3 separate regions of the Homo sapiens genome follow, and all the other regions are linked to region 1. Evidence: read pairs that join two places in POLR2A ChIA-PET (ENCODE). Cell type or tissue: PC-3. All regions are shown on one strand. Links, peaks and the distances in the headings refer to the core of each region. The heading gives the core; the rest is flanking DNA.

Region 1 (7,397 bases), core at 1,177-6,176:
GCGCGGTGGCTCATGCCTGTAATCCTAGCACTTCGGGAGGCCAAGGCGGGCAGATCACGAGGTTGGCAGATCATGAGGTCAGGAGATCCAGACCATCCTGGCTAACACGGTGAAACCCCGTCTCTACTAAAAATACAAAAAAATTAGCCAGGCGTGGTGGCAGGTGCTTGTAGTCCCAGCTACTTGGGAGGCTGAGGCAGGAGAATGGTGTGAACCTGGGAGGCAGAGCTTGCAGTGAGCCGAGATCGCGCCACTGCACTCCAGCCTGGGTGACAGAGCGAGACTCCGTCTCAAAAAAAAAAAAAAAAAAAAAAAAAGATTGCACAGTGGCATCCACCTGTAATCCCAGCCACTTGAGAGACTGAGGCAGGAGGAGGCTTGAGCCATGCAGTTCGAGTCCAGCCAGGACAAAACAGTAAGACCCTGTCTCAAAATAAAAGTAATACAACTGTAATCCCAGCACTTTATGGGGGCAGAGGTGGAAGGATCATTTGAGCTCAGGAATTTGAGACCCACCAGGGCAGCACAGTGAGACCTTGTCTCTACTAAAACAATTTTAAAAATTAGCCAGAGAGGGCAGACACGGTGGCTCATGCCTATAATCCCAGCACTTTGGGAGGGCGAGGTGGGCAGATCACCTGAGGCTGGGAGTTCGAGACCAGCCTGGCCAACATCATGAAACCCCATCTCTACTAAAAATGCAAACATTAGCTGGGCGTGGTGGCACGTGCCTGTAATCCCAGCTACTCAGGAGGCTGAGGCAGGAGAATGGCTTGAACCTGGGAGGCGGAATCTGCAGTGAGCGGAGATTGTGTCACTGCACTCCAGCCTGGCAACAGAGCAAGACGCCATCTCAAAAAAAAAAAAATTAGCCAGGCATGGTGGCACATGCCTGTAGTCCCAGCTACTTGGGAGGCTGAGGTGGGAAAATCACTTGAGCCCAGAATGCGGTGAGCTATGATCACTGCCAGTACACCAGCCTGGATGACAGAGCAAGATCCTGTCTCATCAGAAATAATAATTAGATGGGCATGGTGGTGTGTGCCTGTAGTCCCAGCTAGTCAGGAGGCTGAAGTGGAAAGATCACTTGAGCCCAGGAGTTCAAGTTTACAGTGAGCTATGATCATGCCACTGCACTCCAGACTGGGCAACGGAGTGAGACCATCTCTAAAAAAGCAAAACCGGCCTGGCGCGGTGGCTCACGCCTGTAATCCCAGCACTTTGGGAGGCCGAGGCGGGCAGATCACGAGGTCAGGAGATTGAAACCATCCTGGCTAACACAGTGAAACCCCGTCTCTACTAAAAATACAAAACAAATTAGCCGGGCACAGTGGCGGGTGCCTGTAGTCCCAGCTACTTGGGAGGCTGAGGCAGGAGAATGGCGTGAACCCAGGAGGCGGAGCTTGCAGTGAGCCGAGATAGTGCCATTGCACTCCAGCCTGGGTGACAGAGCAAGACTCCGCCTCAAAAAAAAAAAAAAAAAAAAAAAGCAAAACCCAGGCCGGGCATGGTGGCTCACACCTTTAATCCCAGCACTTTGGGAGGCTGAGGTAGGCAGATCACCTGAGGTCAGGGGTTCGAGACCAGCCTGGCCAACATGGTGAAACCCCATCTCTACTTAAAATATATATATAAAAATTAACCGGGTGTGGTAGCAGGTGCCTATAATCCCAGCTCCTCGGGAGGCTGAGGCAGGAGAATCACTTGAACCCGGGAGACGGAGATGGCAGTGAGCTGAGATTACGCCATTGCACTCCAGCCTGGGGGACAAGAGCGAGAGTTCGTCTCAAAAAAAAAAAAAAAAGCAAACCTCCCCCCCGCCCCCCGAAAAAAAAATAATAAAGGGTTTGGACAGATTCAGCAGTCAGGCTGGGCTGGAGACAGGTTTTGCACTGAGGAAGAAATGATCAACTGGGCCTGGGCTGGCACCTCCTGGTCATCCTCAGGCTCACAGTGAAACGCAATCATAGACCAACATTCTTTAATCACAAAGGCACTTGAGGACCCCTACAAACCCAAAGTCTCTGCCAAGAGTGGCCCTGCAGACGCCCCACCTGCCACCCTCCATCCACCCATCCATCCACACACTCAGAGTTCATCGTGACCTGCAGAGGGCTCCACACTAGGCTTGATGAAGATGCCTTCCATGGCCTTCCACGTATTGTGCGTGTTGGCACTGGGCATGCCGTGGACCTCATGCTGCCCACGGATGGGGCTTCCATACTGCTCACCCGTGACTGACAGGAACACAGAGGTGCCCACATGCTGGAAGCGCACAGCAGCCTCACGCTCCCAGTGCTGTCCAGAGCAGCGCACTGTCCATAGGTCCAGGTCGTCGCCCTCGCCGTCTTCCCCAAAGGCACTCACCTCCTATAGGTGCAAAGGATGAGAAGACAGTGGTCACCACAGAAGGCGGCATTCGCACCTAGTACACCGAGCCTCGGGTTCTTCCCTACCCTTCCTGGAGCCTCAGCTCCCACAGCTGCAAAAGGTGACACCATGACCCGCCCCCGCAACCTCTAGCACTCCCTCCCCAGCATGGGCTCTTCAGACACATGCACACACCATTGCATCTGTCTGTGCAGAGACCACTGGTCCCCACGGAGCTAAGGCCTCCTCCTCCACATTTTCCCAGTCCTAACCCCTCTGACCTACCTTCAGCCTAAAATTCAGCCCCTCAGGCTAACAGTCAAGCTGTCTATCTATCTCAAACATTTTCTTCCACCAGCTCCCCAAGGGCACCCACTGTTCCATTCCAATCCCCTGAATTCCAATGACCTCCATGCATTGGCACAATCTCTTCTGCTGGCCTGGGAAGTCTCTCTTTCCCCTTTGTGGCTTGTAGGACTCCTAATCATCCTTTCAGATCTAGCCTGAGTTCCTCCTCCCCAGTGGAGTTTCCTATTCCCCACCCTCAAGGCTGTGTGGATTCCCCTCCTGGGTCCCACTTGCCACCAGAGGAAGAGCTATCCAGGCGTATCTCTCCGGATCTCTCTCCCGTCGTTCTCCCTGCCGGGCCGGGAGCACCTGAGGGCAGGATCCTGGCGGAGTTACTCTGTGTCCCCCGAGGGGGCGCTCAGTAACCATCTCTGAAGTGAAATTTCCATTTCACGAAGAAGCTGAGGCTCGGATTGGAACCCAGGGCTCTGTCTCTGGCCCCTCACACAGGCCAGGAGTCTCTCTGGGGGCTCCGGGAGGGGCTCACCTGGTTGTTGGACAGCGGCGACGGGAAGTGGTGCGTGTGCAGGTTCTTGCCCGTAAGCACATGCGTGAGCCTCACCGCCTGCCCGCAGCGCACCGGGGACCCGCGCGGGCACCCGCCCTCCGAGCCGCCGCGGATCCGCCAGTAGCTATTGGCGTCGTCCGACGCCTCTACGCCGGTCACCGATTGCTGGCCGCTGCCTGAGGAGTGACACCCCACACACCCAGGGTCTCCGTCAATCGCGGAACCCCGGACCCTCGCCCTGGGACCAGAACATGTCCCAGGGGACCCCAAGGGCTCACCCCCAGCCCCCGCCTGACACCCCCTCAGTCTTTGGGCCCGCAGTTCCCCGACGACCGTCCCCACCCTCAATATCCTCGACACCCTCAAAGCTTTGGCCCCTCGACCTCCCAACGACTCTAGAGCCCCCGCCGCCCGGCTTCCAGACGGCCCACAGACCCCCATGACCACCCTGTCTCCACACTCCCAACCCCGAGCCCCGGTTCCCCGCGCTCTCCCAGTCGCTGGCCCCACGCACCGGATCCGTATTTGATGTCGTGCGAGTGCAGCCGCACGCGGTGGTGCGTATTGAGCAGCTTCAGCACCGACCCGCAGGTCACGAGCTCCGCACCGGTCTTGGCGGCACCACCGCCCGGCACTAACAGCGCCAGCAGCAGCCCCAACAGCACCGGCCAGGCAGCCCCGCCGCGGCCCGCGCTCCACATCGCCCCGGCCCGGCTCCAGCCCCTCGGGCCCAGGGGCCGCTTCCGTCCCCGCCGCGGCCCAATCCGGTTCTGACAGCGCCCGCTTGCGGCAGCCAATAGTCGGCCCGCGCGGCACTCCGCTTGCACTGCCACTGGGTCAGCGCGGGGAGGGCCCGCCCCCGGTTCGCGAGAGCCGTAGCTGGGCGGGGACTGGAGACACGAGGAGGGTTTTGATTGGTCCACGCTTCCGAGGACTTACCAATGAGTGCCCAGGGAAGGGCGGCTGAGTCTCCGAGCCGCGGAGAGTGAGCGTGAACAGTTGGTGAAGACGCGGCTCCTCGCAGCCGGTGAGTCCCTGGACACCGGCTCAGGATCCTAGGACCCTGCAGGCACGTTTTCACGACGCCCCTTGATCCTGGACTCCTGGGCACTCAGTAATGAGTCTCTCCCCTCAGAACCTGGGCCCGCAGCTGCAGGGTCTTGAGGTTGTTGGATCGCTAGATTTTGTGGTCACAAAGTCGACAGATCCCGGGGTCACTGAATCGGGATCAGTCCTTAAGTCCCTGGACCCCGGGATTAATGAAACCTCCAGTCATTCGGCCCTAGGCCCTCTCTGATACTGGGTCACCACAGTCCCTAGACCCTGGGGTTTCTGAATTCCCCTGGCCACTTATACATTTGACTCCTTTCGTGGCTAAATCTCGTGGTCACTGGGTCATCGGGCAGGAGAGGGCAGCAGGGAGCTGTAGCGTTGAGAATAATGGCAGCTTCTCACCAGAAAGTCCCAAAGCTGTCTTAGGAAACCAGAGTCAAAGGAGACCAAGGGGCTGTGGGAACCATGCCTGGGCGACCGTGTCCCAGGTCTCCTGGCCATGAGTAGGTCTCCTTCTTGCCGCCTTCTCAGAGTGTTGTCAGCTCAACCTTCAAGGGAGGAAAACTTACACCTCTGTTTATTTATTCATTCATGGGACATTGTTACAGCAGCTTCACTCCAGATCCTGTGGGGTCACAGAGCAAATAGCTCTGGGCTCAAGAGTCTGACTAGGGTGTAGTTGAAGCACAGGCAAAGCAGAGAGAAAAGTTCATATTTAATTAAATCATCCAGAATTTTGCGTTCAGAAAATCCAGAGTAAAGCCATTTTCATTACAGCAACATGTTATTTTGGGGGTTTCGTGTTTAATACTGTTTTGATTTTGAGTTACATGTAGTATAAGACACCTTGATCTTTTCAGCATTTAGGTGTCCAAACGGTTAAAAGTCAGTCTGCCCTGGATTTGGTAGTCCCTGCACTTGAGGGGTCTCCAGTCTAGGGTGGAAGAGCTGAAGTACTATCTGAGAGGCGATGGATATATACTCTTGGACATGTCAGCCATCATCTCAAAATCAGCACATCCAAAGCAGAATTCCTGGTCTCCGCCCTCAAACTACCCCTCCCCCAGGCTTATGAGTCTCAGTAAATGGCACCTCCATTCTGCAGATGCTCAGGCCCAAAACTTGGGATTCTTCTTTCATTCGTCTCTTTACCTTGCTCCTCACATCTCATTCAACAATTTTTTTTTCTTTAATACGGAGTTTCGCTCTTGTTACCCAGGCTGGAGTGTAATGGCGCGATCTCGGCTCACTGCAACCTCCACCTCCTGGGTTCAAGTGATTCTCCTGCCTCAGCCTCCTGAGTATCTGGGATTACAGGCATGCATCATCACGCCCGGCTACTTTTTTAAATATATTTAGTAGAGACAGGGTTTCACCATGTTGACCAGGCTGGTCTCAAACTTCTGACCTCAGGTGATCCACCTGCCTCAGCCTCCCAAAGTGCTGGGATTACAGGCATGAGCCACCACGGCACCCAGCCTTTTTTTTTTTTTTTTTCAAACTTTTGAGTCTCCCATGTGCATCATTCAAGAAGTCTTTTTTTTTTTTTTTTTTTTTTTTTTTTTGAGACGGAGTCTTACTCTGTCACTCAGGCTGGAGTGCAGTGGCACGATCTCGGCTCACTGCTGCAACCTCTGCCTCCCGGGTTCAGGCAATTCTCCTGCCTCAGCCCCCTGAGTAGCTGGGATTACAGGCATGTATCACCACACCCAGCTAATTTTTGTATTTTTAGTAGAGACGGGTTTTCACCATGTTGGCCTGGCTAATTTGTGTACTTTTAGTTGAGACGGGGTTTCACCATGTTGGCCTGGCTGGTCTTGAACTCCTGACCTCAGGTGATCCACCCGCCTTGGCCTTCCAAAGTGTTAAGATTACAGGTATAGGCCGGGCCCGGTGGCCCACACCTGTAATCCCAGCACTTTGGGAGGCGAAGGCAGGAGGATCACCTGAGGTCAGGAATTCCAGACCAGACATGGTGAAACCCCGTCTCTACTAAAAATGCAAAAATTAGCCAGGCATGGTCTCATGTGCCTGTAATCCCAGCTGCTCGGAGGGCGGAGGTGGGAGAATCACTTGAACCCAGGAGGCAGAGGTTGCAGTGAGCCAAGATCGCGCCACTGTCCTCCATCCTGGGCAATAAAGTAAGACTTCGTCTCAAAAGAAAAGTGGTAAAAGCATAGATCAAAAGATCATGCCAGTTCCCTGCTAGAACCTGCCAGCCATTTCCCAATTGCATTTAGGACCGTAGGAGGCTGAGGACACAGCAGGCAATCTTCCTGACAAGCAAGATAGGATTCTAAGTAGGCTGAGATACCAGACCCAGAGTTGGGGAAGCCAACGTAGCACTCCCTTGACTCTCAGGGGCAGCCTGGTCGCCTCTCTTTGCTGTTCCCTTCTCCGGCCTCCTGCTGCAGACCACCTTCCCCTGCTCACCCTATGGGCAGCTCCTCAGGGCTGATTATGGCATCTCCAGTGCCCTCCACCTACCAACTATAATTTGTCTTAAGGTTCAGGTTCTCAAGAGAGAATCTGATTGGCTCAACAAGGGCTGCTCAAGGTACAATCAGCTGTGGAGAGGAGGAAGGGTGGTAGCTAGTCTCCAAATATGACCACTAACAATTCCTCCCATCCCCATAAGCCAAAGAAAAGACATGGAGTCCATTTCGCCTTTCCTTGAATCTGAGTAGGTAGCGCAACTTGTTTTGTTTTGTTTTGTTTTGTTTTGTTTTTTTGAGACGGAGTCTCGCTCTGTCGCCCAGGCTGGAGTACAGTGGCGCGATCTCGGCTCACTGCAAGCTCCGCCTCCCGGGTTCACGCCATTCTCCTGCCTCAGCCTCCCGAGTAGCTGGGCCTACAGGCGCCCGCCACCGAGCCCGGCTAATTTTTTGTATTTTTAGTAGAGACGGGGTTTCACCGTGGTCTCGATCTCCTGACCTCGTGATCCGCCCGCCTCGGCCTCCCAAAGTGCTGGGATTACAGGCTGGAGCCACCGAGCCCCGCTACGCAACTTGTTTTGACCAATCGAATGCCGAAGAAGTGCTGTTTGGGGACTTCTGAGCACCGGCCATAAGAACGCTGGCAGGTCTGGCTTTATCCTTCTAGGAAGCTAGAGAATGCA
Region 2 (5,126 bases), core at 1-5,000, 56 kb before region 1:
TGAGCTTGCTCATATGATCAAAGACAATGGCTGGGAGTAATGTGCGAACTTTCCCTTCTCCTTTGAATGCTGTTTTGTGAAAGAAACTGTGAATGTAATGGAAACGTAGGAGCATCTGGTGACAGCCTTTCTTGCCCTCTGACCTCAAAGGCTAGCTGCGCATAGCTCTTGACACTCTCGGCCATCTCTGTGGGTAAGGTGTCCCTCGGATCTGTCCTCTTCGTGTACACAGTTGTTTCTGAAAATTTTCAATGAGCTTTTTCTAACTTCTCAAGTTCTAGAGAAAGAATTAACCAACTGATGACTTACCTGCCTAGTTAATATCTTCCTTTCACCTTTGTCTTCAATATAGTTGGGCTCTGCTTTTTTAAGGTTCAGTTGAAAACCAAACTGGGGCCGGGTGCGGTGGCTCACGCCTGTAATCCCAGCACTTTGGGAGGCCAAGATGGGTGGATCACCTGAGGTCAGGAGTTCTAGATCAGCCTGGCCAACATGGTGAAACCCCATCTCTACTAAAAATACGAAAATTAGCCGGGCATGGTGGCGAGTGCCTGTAATCTTAGCTACTCAGGAGGCTAAGGCAGGAGAATCACTTGAACCTGGGACACGGAGGTTGCAGTGAGCTAAGATCATGCCATCGCACTCCAGCCTGGGGGACAAAAGTGAGACATCGTCTCAAAAAAAAAAAAAAAAGCTGGGTATGGTGGCGCATGCCTTTAATCCCAGCTACTCGGGAGGCTGAGGCACGAGAATCACTTGAACCCAGGAGGCGGAGGTTGCAGTGAGCCAAGATCGCGCCACTGCACTCCAGCCTGGCAATAGGGCGAGACTCCGTCTCAATTTAAAACAAGAGAGAACCAGACTGAGTCTCTGAAGACCACAGGGACAGGGTCTCTTTAGATAGCAAGTCTCACCATTCCCTTTTTTAGAGAAAAGGTATTGTAGCCCACCCTCCACCCCGCTGTTTTTCTTAAATTTGCAGAACTTCAAATTGGCTATTCCTCTTGCAAATGAACCCTTAAAGTACAGTGTTATTTAAGAATCTTCCAGAGGCAGTCAACAGACTTATACACTAAGGGCATTTTTGGTTTTTAGCTTGTTCAAAAACAGAGGCCAGCACAGATGACATTTTAGATACACTCTAAATTGAGAATGGTGTCTAGTGGAACATGTTTATTTAAGCCAGTAGATTCCTTATCTAGAAAGCAGGTGAGCTAGCCCTTAGAGAAGGCTGTCCCGGGGCCCGCAGAGGTGCCCTTACTGAGGTGACAGCCTCACAGGGTCTGGTACCAGGGGTTGTGCCCTCAGCAGTGACAGCAGCTTAGGTGTCAGGCAGTTGCTGAGTGGCTGGTCCATGTCTATAGAGTAACACACTGGACCGAGGAAAAGTCAGATTTCATTTTCTACCCTGGATGTACTTGAAGAAAAAGAATTATTTTTGCATATGAAAGAGGCCAGAACCCACAGGAAAAACTTCAAAACTTGACATTTGCCAGAATGTTTAAAATTTGTTCAGAAAAGGTTAAAGCAACAAGTTTAGCCTTTGTGCATGAAGACGCCTGGCCTGCTAGACGCGTTGCCCGTCCCTGCGTGGTGCTGTCCCATGTCACTTGAACTGATAGAGGGGCCTGTGCAATCTCCTAAGGCCTGTGTTTCTGCCATATATTTTATTATAAATTACAATCCACTCATCCACCTGCCCTCCACCAGGAGTGGGCACCCCATAAGGGTTTAGGCCACTTTGCAGAGGATGGAGGTCAAAAACCACTCCCAGATAAGTTTGGTTTTCAACATTTAGTAACTTGTCTCAGGGCAGAGGGCAGGCAGGGGGACCGAGGGGCAGCAGATAGGAGAGCACTGAGCCCGGATAGTTCTCAGCCTGGCAAGTGGCTCTGAAGCTGCCTTCAGACAAGGCTAGTCTAGGGGCAAGAGTGCGAGCTGGCTGACAATAAGAACGTGGCCACCTGCCCAGCTTCACACCTCCCCCGACTTCAGCCCTTCCTAAACCCAGACCTGCGGTCCAGGCAGGCACTGGGCTGTGCCCACTCGAGCTCACTGCCCACACACAGCATGCCTTTGGGTGCCATCTCTTTGCCCAAGCCTGGAAGCCTTGGCAGGTGGGAAATGCCGCTGCCCTGGTGGGCATGGCACTGAGATGCATCCACTCAGCAGGAGTGACAGAGGCAGAAGTTCCTTTAAAGCACATCTTCCACTTAGGAAAGGAAGGAAATCTTTGTACTGTCTTGGAAGCCTCCACATCCGGCTATGGCCCTGCAAGCTGCTTTATCCCTGCGCTAGTCTCCCCCGAGGGTTTAGGCTGGCCCAGCACATCCTGTCCTCCTGAGCTCGCGTGCAGCCACCCAGAGCGCAGGGGTCACTGCACGCTGCAGGGCTCTTGCTGCCATGGTCTCAAGCCTGAAGAGGCTCCGCCCACAAGCTGGCCCATGAAGTTAGCAATGCCTGTGGCTTCAGTCAATTGTCTTGAGACTGTGAAGAGGCTGAAAGACACCTTCCCGGGTGGAAGAAGGAGTTCACTGAAAACTTATCTTAAACTGACCCTTCCCTTTGAGTGAGTCTTCATTCCTCTCCCATGTGGGAACCCAGCCTCCGATGCCCCGGGGACTAGGGGAAACAGTTGGAGGTTCGTGCCGTCCCCAGCCTGCCACGGGTGCGAGGACAGCCAAGTCCTGAGTGACTCAAGATGCTTCACTTACATGGAAGAAACTTCTAAAACTCTACCGAGTGGTTTTTGTATATACTAAAGTTCTATTTAGAGCTTTTCTGTTTTGGGCAAGTTCGCTGCTCCTTCTATTTGGGCACTTTGGTTTTTGTACTGTCTTTTGTGACGGCATTGATTGAACATTTTTTACTAGTAGTCTTATGACTTTTGTATTTTTTTTTTTTTTTGTAATTTATACCAACAACACTTTTATCACTTTTTTTTTGTTGGGCTTCTGCAAAATACAAGCTCATTTTTAAACCAAATGAACAGACCATGAGCTGGCTTCAGGGGAAGTGCTATTCACAGGACCATATCCACCACCCTCTTAAATTCCTAAACAATATCATCTAGGACTTCTATTTAAGTTATTTAAAATAAATCTTCCTTGAGAGCCTTGGGAGGTGATGTCAGGGTTATAAATGGCACAGTGCATTTGCTGTAGGAATGTGGTTTGGCATTGTTTTATACACACAGTATTTTTTATACCTTAATGCTTATTCTTGATGGCATCTGTCAGATATTAGAATTGAAAATAAGAATCTTCCCAAAATCCTTTAATTTACCTGATGCCCTCATCAGGTCGTTAAAAATTCAAATGGTTTTAATAGCTAAAAAACTACAAATTAAGCTCTAAAACAAACAAACTACAGAAATGTAAACCTTCATTTGCCAAAGGTCCTTGGTGGCCTGTCCCCTGCCCTGGGAGCAGATGGCCCTGAAGCCCTTCCCTCACTGTGCAGGCCACCGGGTGAGGCTGGACGGTCACCCATGGTGGCTTCACTGCAAGGAGCAGGACTGCCGAGCTCAAGCACGGGGCCTTCAGCTTCCCCTGTCCTCTGGCCACACCGCCAGCCCTTGGTCCTTATCTGTGTGAGGTTTACAAATAAAGCTTCTGATGTCAAATGTTTAAATCGTGCCCTCAGTGGACGAGGCCATGTCCTGATGCAGAAGGCTGAGCCCAGGCTCTCTGTGGCGCCGCTGAGAGCAGAGGGCTGTCTTGGGGTCTTCGAGCTCTGGAGCCAAGGATGGCCTGGTCCTACTTCTCTGCCCCCACCAATGGGGGACTTGAATGTGGCCAGAGAATACAGTCAGTCAGGGCCAGCCAGGGTGTCTGTCAGGGTGGGCACAGGGTCCTCTCCAAACCTGCTTCTCCCTCCCTGGTCAGGCCTTCATCCCCACCACCCGCACCTGTACCCTGGACGCTGGCTCAGAGGCCTACAGGTGTGTGGACACCTGGGCAGTCACTGTGTCCTACTGTGCCCCTCCTCTGCAGGCCCAGCTTGGTGTCTGAGCCTCTTACAAGCCAGTTACTGCCAGGGCTGCACCAGGCCTTGCGGAGGACAGTGCCTGGCGGGAGGGATGGAGGGCGTCAAAAGTCACTCTAGAGCCCAGGGGCCCGACCAATGGTCACAGACAGGGATGACAGGCTGCAGAGGGATGGGCTGGAGAAGAGAAGGAGCCAGCCATGGCGCAGTTCTTGTTCTTAGCATGATGAAGGGCCACAGATTGGTGTGCAGCAGGGTGACGAGGGGCAGACATACCTCTAGTGGTCATCAGGCAGCCTGTGGCAGTGGATGGGGTGAGGCAGAGATGCAGATGAGGCGCCACCCAGCATCCAGGGAGACAAAGGGCTCAGGCCTGCAGCTTCAGCATCAGTGATTGATGAGAAAAGGAAGGGCAGAGGTACAGCCTGCAAGTTGCTGACAGGTTCAAGATTTGGGGCAACAAAAATGAGAAAACCAAGAACAAGGCCTAAGTTAGGGCTTAGTGTGAAGAACTAGAAGTGGGGGGTGGCCTGAGGGCAACAGGGAGCCCAAGAGGCAAGTGTCAGGCAAGGAGAGTCCATGACATGAGAACACTGACCACTGGCCTGGGCTGAAGACGAAGAAAAAGCCAGCCAGGGGCACATTTAACAGAAAAATGGGGGTTGAGGGAGGGGTCTTTCTTTAAGGGCTGCTGATGCAGCTGGCCCAAGGCCATCAGAGTCAGTGACTGACAGGAGGAGCAGAGTCTTGGAGCCCAGTGGCCGGGCCTGAGAGCAGCAAGGCCACTTCAGCAGGAGGGCGGGGAGAGGGACATCCACTTGTTCTCACAGCAGGAGACACTGGCCTCAACCCAGTGTGGGTCCCCTCAAGATTCTCACAGGGGCACAGAGACGCCAGGCAGGCTTGAGATGAAGCCCAGGTGGTTCACAGCCAGAGCAGGTGAGCAGGGCCCTGAGAGCTCAGGCAGGGCACGGCAGGAAACTCAATGCTGCCGTCCAACACCAGCCTTCAGAAGCCCCTGAAGTTTTGTCAAAACAGACCGAGAAGCCCACCCTGCAGAGGCTTAGGCTCAGTAAGTCTGGGGTCTGAAAACTTGTCCCAGGTAATGGCGTTGGTCAGGGGACCACACTGGTTGTATA
Region 3 (7,060 bases), core at 2,061-7,060, 67 kb before region 1:
TGTAGTCAGTACACATAACTCTTACCATCTTAACCATTTCTAAGTGTACAGTTCAGTGACATTAAATATATTCACATTTTTGTACAGCCATCGCCACCCTCCAACCTCCAGAATTCTTCATGTTGCAAAACTGAAACACTGCACCCATGAAGCGGGGACTCCCCTGCCCCTGGCAGCTCTTTCTGTCTCTGAGTCCCACTACTCTAAGTACCTCATACAATATTTGTCCTTTGTGACTGGCTTACTTCACTGAGCATAGTGTCCTCAGGGTTCCTCCATGCTGTAGCTGTGACAGGAGCCCCCTCCTGTTAAAGGCTGGATAACATTCCACTGTATGCAGACGCCACATTTTGATCATGAGAATGCCCGTTTGTGGAGGGACACACTGTTGCTTCCCCCTCGTGGCTGTTGTGGATAATGTCGCTGTGAGCATGGGTGTGCAGACATGGCTTTGAGACCCTGTTTTCAGTTCTCGTGGATTTATACCCAGCAGTGGAATTGCTGGAGCCCATGGTAATTCTATATTTCGTTTTTTGAGGAATTACCATACTGTTTCCCATAGTGCCTCCAGCATTTTACATTTTTACCCTCAATGCACAAGGCTCCAATTCCTCCACATCCTCACCAACGCTTATTTTCCGTGTGTGCGCGTTGATAGTAGCCGTCCTAGAGGGTGTGTGGTGGTGTCTCAACGTGGTCCTTGTCTGCCTCCCTCAGGATCAGTGACATGGAGCACCTTTTCACGTGCTTGTGGGCCATCTGTATATCTTCTTCGGAGAAATGTTTATATAAGTCCTTTGTCCATTTTTAATCAGATTGGGGTTGTTTTGTTGAGTTGTAGGAGTTTCTTAAATATATTCTAATAACTATATAGAATATAGATATATAGGTCCTTTGTCCATTTTTTAATCAGATTGTGTTTCTTTTTGCTGAGTTTTTTTTAACATATTCTAACAACTAGAATATATAGAGAATATAGATACATAGGTCCTTTATCCATTTTCCTTTTTTTTTTTTTTTTGAGATGTAGTCTCACTCTGTCGCCCAGGCTGGAGTGCAGTGATATGGTCTCGGCTCACTGCAACCGCTGCCTCCTGGGTTCAAGCAATTCTGCTGCCTCGGCCTCCCAAGTAGCTGGGACTACAAGCACCCGCCACCACGCCCGGCTAATTTTTTGTATTTTTAGTAGAGACGGGGTTTCGCCATGTTGACTAGGGTGGTCTCGATCTCCTGACCTAGTGATCCACCTTCTTCGGCCTCCCATAATGCTGGGATTACAGGCGTGAGCCACCACGCCGGGCCCATACCCGGCCCTTTATCCATTTTTTAACCTGTTTGTTTGATTTGCTGAGTTGTAGTTGTTTTTTTTTTTTTTTTTTACATATTCCAATAACTAGGATATATAGAGAATATGGATATATAGAGAATATGTATAGAGAGAATATAGAATATATGTATTCTAGATATTAACACCTTATCAGGTATATGATTTAAAAATATTTTCCCTCATTCTCTGGGTTGCCTCTGTTGATAGTATCCTTTGAAGCACAAAAGTTTTTATTTATTTATTTAGAGACAGGGTTTCACTCTGTTGCTCAGGCTGGAGTGCAGTTGGACGATCTCAGCTCACTTGAGCCTCAACTTCCCAGGCTCAAGCCATCCTCCCACCTCAGCTATCCCAAGTAGCTGGGACCACAGGCACAGGGACCACACCCAGCTAATTTTGTGTATTTTTAGTTGAGATGAGGTATTGCTTTGTTGCCCAGGCTGGTTTTGAGTTCCTGGGCTCAAGTGGTCCACCCACCTCAGCCTCCCAAAGTGCTGGGACCACAGGCGTGAGCACTGCACCGAGCCAGAAGTTTTGAATTTTTACGAAGTCTAATGTGTCTGTTTTTCTTTTGCTGCCCATGCTTTTGGTATCGTATCCAAGAGATGATTGCCACATCCAATGTCATGAAGCTTTTCCCCTGTGTTTCCTTCTAAGAGTTTTATAGTCTTAGCTCTCACATTTAGGTCTTTTATTTTGAGTTAATTTGTATACGGTGTTAGGTAAGAGTCCAACTTTATATTTTTGCAGGTGGATATCCAGTTGTTGTGACACCATTTGTTGAAAGACTGTCCTTTCCCCATTGAATGGTCTTGACACCCTGTTGAAGATCATGTGACCATACATAAGGGTTTATTTCAGGACTGGAATTTCTTAAAGATTAAATAATACTGGATCCATCACTCACATTCCTCAATGTCCTGGTGCTCTGCGTGGTGAATTCCCGGATTCGGGGTGGGGTGCATCCAGCCCTGCCACCGGGCCCACTCACCGGGCGTCTTGGTTCTGCCTCTCCTTTCATGTTTCCAAAGCCAAACCTGGTATAAGAAGAATTTGAATCAATGTTTTTCTCAAATTATTTGCATGTAAAAGGAGTTCATTTTTTCACTTCCAACTAAATGTAAAGTGGTTAAGCAGTGGCATGGTGTCAGTGTTCATTTTGTCTACAATTGATACTAAAGAGTTGGATCTTGGTCAGGCGCAGTGGTGCTTGTAATCCCAGCACTTTGGGAGGCCAGGCTTGGTGGCGTGTTCCTGTAATCCCAGCTACTCAGAGGCTGAGGTAGAAGAATCGCTTGAACCCAGGAGGAGGAGGTTGCAGCGAGCTGAGATTGCGCCACTGCACTCCAGCCTGGGCAACAGAGTGAGACTCCATCTCAAAAAAAAAAAAAAATTCTAGTCCTGCCACCCCCCCACCCCGCGTGTTGCTTCACAACACATGAATCCCATATGTACCTGCTTCACACGCATGTTCTCTCTGTAACCCACCACTTTGTCTGATTGGTTGGCAGGTTACGTTTTTCTCTCGTCCCAGCTGTGTGGACAGTGCCACACGCCCTCCTGGACAACGACGGCTCTTGCGTGCATTTTCCAGTGTTGCTTTTGTCAGAGAGGCCAGCAGAGCCACGGTTCTTCCAGAACCAGCCCTGAGCTGAGTGAGGAGTGCCCAGGAGAGATGGTGAAAATGACAAAGTCCAAAACTTTCCAAGCGTATCTGCCGAACTGTCACCGAACGTACAGCTGTATCCACTGCAGAGCACACCTGGCCAATCATGACGAGCTCATCTCCAAGGCAAGTGGCTTATGCCAAAAAATTGATGGCACAATGATTATCTGTCATTGTGGTACCTACATAGTGGAAGAATATTTAAGCATCACATGACTTCCTGAGTCTGCTGTGTCCTGAACGTCTAGAGCCTTCTAGGCAGCATTGGTGAGCGTTTTGTGCATGGTTAAGTGTGGCTGTGCCACGATCTCAGATGTGATCCTGGCATGGTGGGCGGTTTTCCAGGGCCAGGCAGCTGGCACTCCCAGGGATTACGAGGGGCAAGGTGAATCACTTGTTACTCACAGCAGAAAGCCAGAGAGGACTGAATGAGCAAAAGAAGTCTAGAAAAATCTGTGGAAATGGTTTAATAATAAGGGTATTAAGACATTTTAAAAACTCAGCATGGTTAAGAAGGAAAGGGGTTGCTCAGAAAAATGCCCCAGAGGGTGTGGCTGCGTTTGTCGGTTGTGTAGGAGCCCTGGGTGAAGCTCTGGCTGGTCTCTGTGCATAGAACCCATGAGCAGCCTTGAAGATGTAAACAAGATCCCCTGGCCCCTCCTTACTGTGCTGAGCTCCTCATTAGCAGTGTGTGGCGTTGATCATCAACCAGTTGTGAACATTTAAACAGGCCAAACATCATGGAGGAGCTGATGCTCAGTCGGAATGACAGTGTTCTCCACCCATCCTCAGGTCATGACATCCCCCCAGCCTCAGGTCATGAACTCCCCGCATCCTCATACGTCATGACCACCGATCCTCAGGTCATGACCTCCCACATCCTCACAGGTCATGACCTCCCCCATGCTCAATTCATGACTTGCACCCATCCTCACGGATCATTACCTCCACTCATCCTTATAGGTCATGACCTCCCCCCATCCTCACAGGCCATGACCTCCCCCCATCCTCAGGTCATGACGTCTCCCCATCTTCACAGGTCACGACCACTTTGGGAACAAAGTTTGTCAGGAAGTTGTGCCTTTCAGAAATCTTTTCTTCTTTTTTTAAATAGGTATTTTATTTACTTTTATTTTTTCTTGTAGAGACAGGGTTTTACCATGTTGCCAAGGCTGGTCTTGTACTCCTGGCCTCAAGCGATCCTCCTGCCTTGGCCTCCCAAAGTGCTGGGATTATAGGTGTGAGTCACCACGCCCAGCCAGGAATCTCTTAGGTTTCCTGTTTAACTCAAGAGAAGAACATTTACCTGCTTGTATTTTCAGTAGGTAATAGTGAGAGGCTCCTCATTTCTGTTCATCATCTGAGATAGAAACTGTTGAACGAGGCAGAGTTTCTGCTCTCTCATTGCCTCTGGGGCTCCTGTGTGCACTGGGAAGTGTGAGGTGAGAAGTGGAAGGAGCCAGGCACCCCATTTCCTCGGTGTTTTCTGAGGTAGGCTTAGTGTGTAAAATGACATGAGGTAATGAGAGGCGGAGCTGCTCTGGGCCCCTGGGTAGGGGCAGTGAAGCTTGTGGCCTTGTGGAGCCCCGTGACACCTGTGTGTTGGCCATGACCTAAGCAGGTGACCTGAGCACTGAGAGGTGGTCAATGTCCGGCCCCATGCATGGTTTTGTTTCGGAAGCATGCCAGGTGTGTTCCTTGCTACATGGTCAAAAGGAATTTGAGATGCTTCTGTTGAACAGCCTGGAGGTCATCAATGAGCTGTTTTAAAAATTGTATCAGCTGGGCGTGGTGGCTCACCCCTGTAATCCCAGCACTTTGGGAGACCGAGGTGGGCGGATCACTTGAGGTCAGGAGTTTGAGACCAGACCAGCCTGACCAACATGGAGAAACCCCGTCTCTACTAAAAAAAATACAAAATTAGCCGGGTGTGGTGGCACATGCCTGTAATCCCAGCTACTTGGGAGGCTGAGGCAGGAGAATCGTTTGAACCTGGGAGGCGGAGGTTGCAGTGAGTCGAGATCGCGCCATTGCACTCCAGCCTGGGCAACAAGAGCGAAACTCTGTCTTAAAAAAAAAAAAAAAAAAAAAAATTGTATCAAGAATAGAAGCCTGGCTGGGCTTGGTGGCTTACACCTGTAATCCCAGAACTTTGGAAGGCCAAGATGGGTGGATCACTTGAGGTCAGGAGTTCAAGACCAGCATGGCCAACATGGTAAAACACTGTCTCTATTAATAAAGTACAAAAAAATTAGCTGGGCATGGTGGCACACACCTGTAATCCCAGCTATTTGGGAGACTGAGACATGAGAATTGCTTCAACCTGGGAGGCAGAGGTTGCAGTGAGCTGAGATCACACCACTGCACTCCAGCCTGGGTGACAGAGTAAGACTCTGTCTCAAAAAAAAAAAAAAAAAAAAAAGGCAGAAGCCTGCTCAGAAGTCATTTGGTGCCAAATGAGCATTTCAGGATGAAAAAAAGTGCTGAGAACTAAGCTCTCTGAGCACACAGGCCACCAGGAAGGATCAGACCTCGTGCCTCCATGGGTGATGGGCCGGGCGAGGTGGCAAGATGACGACTAGAGTGAGCTTTTCTCCCTTCCGTGGTGATTCTGATGAGGATTCATTGAGACCATCGAGAACACCTGCCACGCAGAACAGAATCCAGTACCTGCGAGGCGAGAGGCACTGTCTTCACAGCCTCTAAGTTTGTATTTGTCACTAACAAGGAATCCCCTGGCTCGAGGGAGCCTGTTGCTGCTGTAGGCAGCTCTGGTTACTAGAAGGCTCCATTTAGTTAGCAAACTCTGATCTGTGGTCCAAATCTGCCACACCACCTGTTTATGCAAAGTTTTAATAGATCACAGCTGTGCTCATCTGTTTACAGAGTAATTAGAACAGGGACCATATGTCCTCCAAAGCCTAAACTACTTATCTCCTGGCCCTAATTTACAGGAGGAGTTTGCTGGCGCCAACTCTGATAAGACAGCTCTGAATCTGAATCACAGAGCTGCTCTTGTCTCTGAGCCAAACCCTATTTAAAAATAAGGACTTTCAGAGTAGGTGAGAATTAGGAAATTCAGTCCAGAATATTGAAGACTGATGAGGATGTGGGAAAAGTCTATAAGATGATTATTAGTTAAACTGAACATAGAATAATATTCCTAATCCCAGAATGCCACTTAAGGGAATACTCATTTTTAAGCCTGAATGCTGAGGAAAAAGAGCCTCCCCAGATCTCAACAGCTTAAAACACAGGTTTAGTTCATGCTCAGGTGAGAAGTCTACCAGGGACAACTGGGGGCTCTTGTTTTTTGTTGTTGCTGTTGTTGTTGTTTGAGATGGAGCCTTGCTTTGTCGCCCAGGCTAGAGTGCAGTGGTGCCATCTCCACTCACTGCAACCTCTGTCTCCCGGGTTCAAGCAAGTCTTCTGTCTCAGCCTTCTGAGTAGCTGGGACTACAGGTGTGCGCCACCACACCAGGCTAATTTTTTGTATTTTTAGTAGAGGGGGTTTCACCATGTTGTCCAGGCTGGTCTCGAACTCCTGGCCTCAAGTGATCCTCCCACTTTGGCCTCCGAAAGTGCTGGGATTATAGGCATGAGGCACTGTGCCAGGTCCTTTTAATTTTTTTTAAATTATATAATATTGCACATAATCACATTAAAATAATGTGTATGTGTAAACGAGGAGACTTGCTTCTTCCTCCTGCCTTGTCCGGCTCCATTCCTTGGAGATGTCACTGTTAGTAGTTTGGCATCTGTTGTCTTTATTTTGTTTTAATAGAAACACATTTTTCACTTTAAATAAAGGGCTCAAATGACACTCACTTTACAGCTAACTTTTCCTCACTTAGTATTTTATGACTTTTATGACTATTTTTATTTTTATTTATTTATTTATTTATTTTTAGACAGGGCTTCTCCTGTCACCCAGGCTGGAGTACAATGGCATAATCTCAGCTCACTGCAACCTCCACCTCTCGTGCTCAAGCGATTCTCCTGCCTCAGCCTCCCAAGTAGCTGGGAGTACAGGCTCACAGCCACCATGCCCTGCTAATTTTTATATT

The links. Peaks named below come from ENCODE experiments on the same cell type or tissue, not always from the same donor. Only the 100,000 strongest peaks of a DNase experiment are listed, where the experiment ranks them.
Region 2: POLR2A ChIA-PET joins it to region 1 with 10 read pairs; 9 of 35 experiments call an interaction of 5 or more read pairs at or near these places.
Region 3: POLR2A ChIA-PET joins it to region 1 with 10 read pairs; 7 of 35 experiments call an interaction of 5 or more read pairs at or near these places.

The regions. Positions count from the first base shown.
Region 1 is chr22:21,638,867-21,646,263 of GRCh38, reverse strand. It overlaps SDF2L1 (stromal cell derived factor 2 like 1), which reads right to left and starts at 3,962. Exons shown (of 3, transcript NM_022044.3): 1 at 3,741-3,962; 2 at 3,206-3,402; 3 at 1,965-2,370. The coding sequence starts at 3,927. The coding sequence ends at 2,089. RefSeq lists a silencer at 3,724-4,153. In PC-3, for the core only: CTCF peaks have their summits at 2,105 (motif pointing right), 2,873, 3,073 (motif pointing right) and 4,604 (motif pointing right); a DNase peak (open chromatin) is centred at 4,123; H3K4me3 peaks cover 2,549 bases; H3K27ac peaks cover 1,636 bases.
Region 2 is chr22:21,696,043-21,701,168 of GRCh38, reverse strand. PPIL2 (peptidylprolyl isomerase like 2) reads right to left here. Exons shown (of 20, transcript NM_014337.4): 20 at 3,262-5,126. It overlaps YPEL1 (yippee like 1), which reads left to right. Exons shown (of 5, transcript NM_013313.5): 5 at 1-3,633. The coding sequence ends at 40. Among named protein-coding and RNA genes, the nearest start is that of PPIL2, 33 kb to the right of the region's middle. In PC-3, for the core only: no CTCF peak of the experiment used is centred there; no DNase peak of the experiment used is centred there.
Region 3 is chr22:21,706,687-21,713,746 of GRCh38, reverse strand. It overlaps YPEL1 (yippee like 1), which reads left to right. Exons shown (of 5, transcript NM_013313.5): 2 at 2,839-3,119. The coding sequence starts at 3,003. Among named protein-coding and RNA genes, the nearest start is that of YPEL1, 26 kb to the left of the region's middle. RefSeq lists enhancers at 87-136, 2,505-3,704. In PC-3, for the core only: no CTCF peak of the experiment used is centred there; no DNase peak of the experiment used is centred there.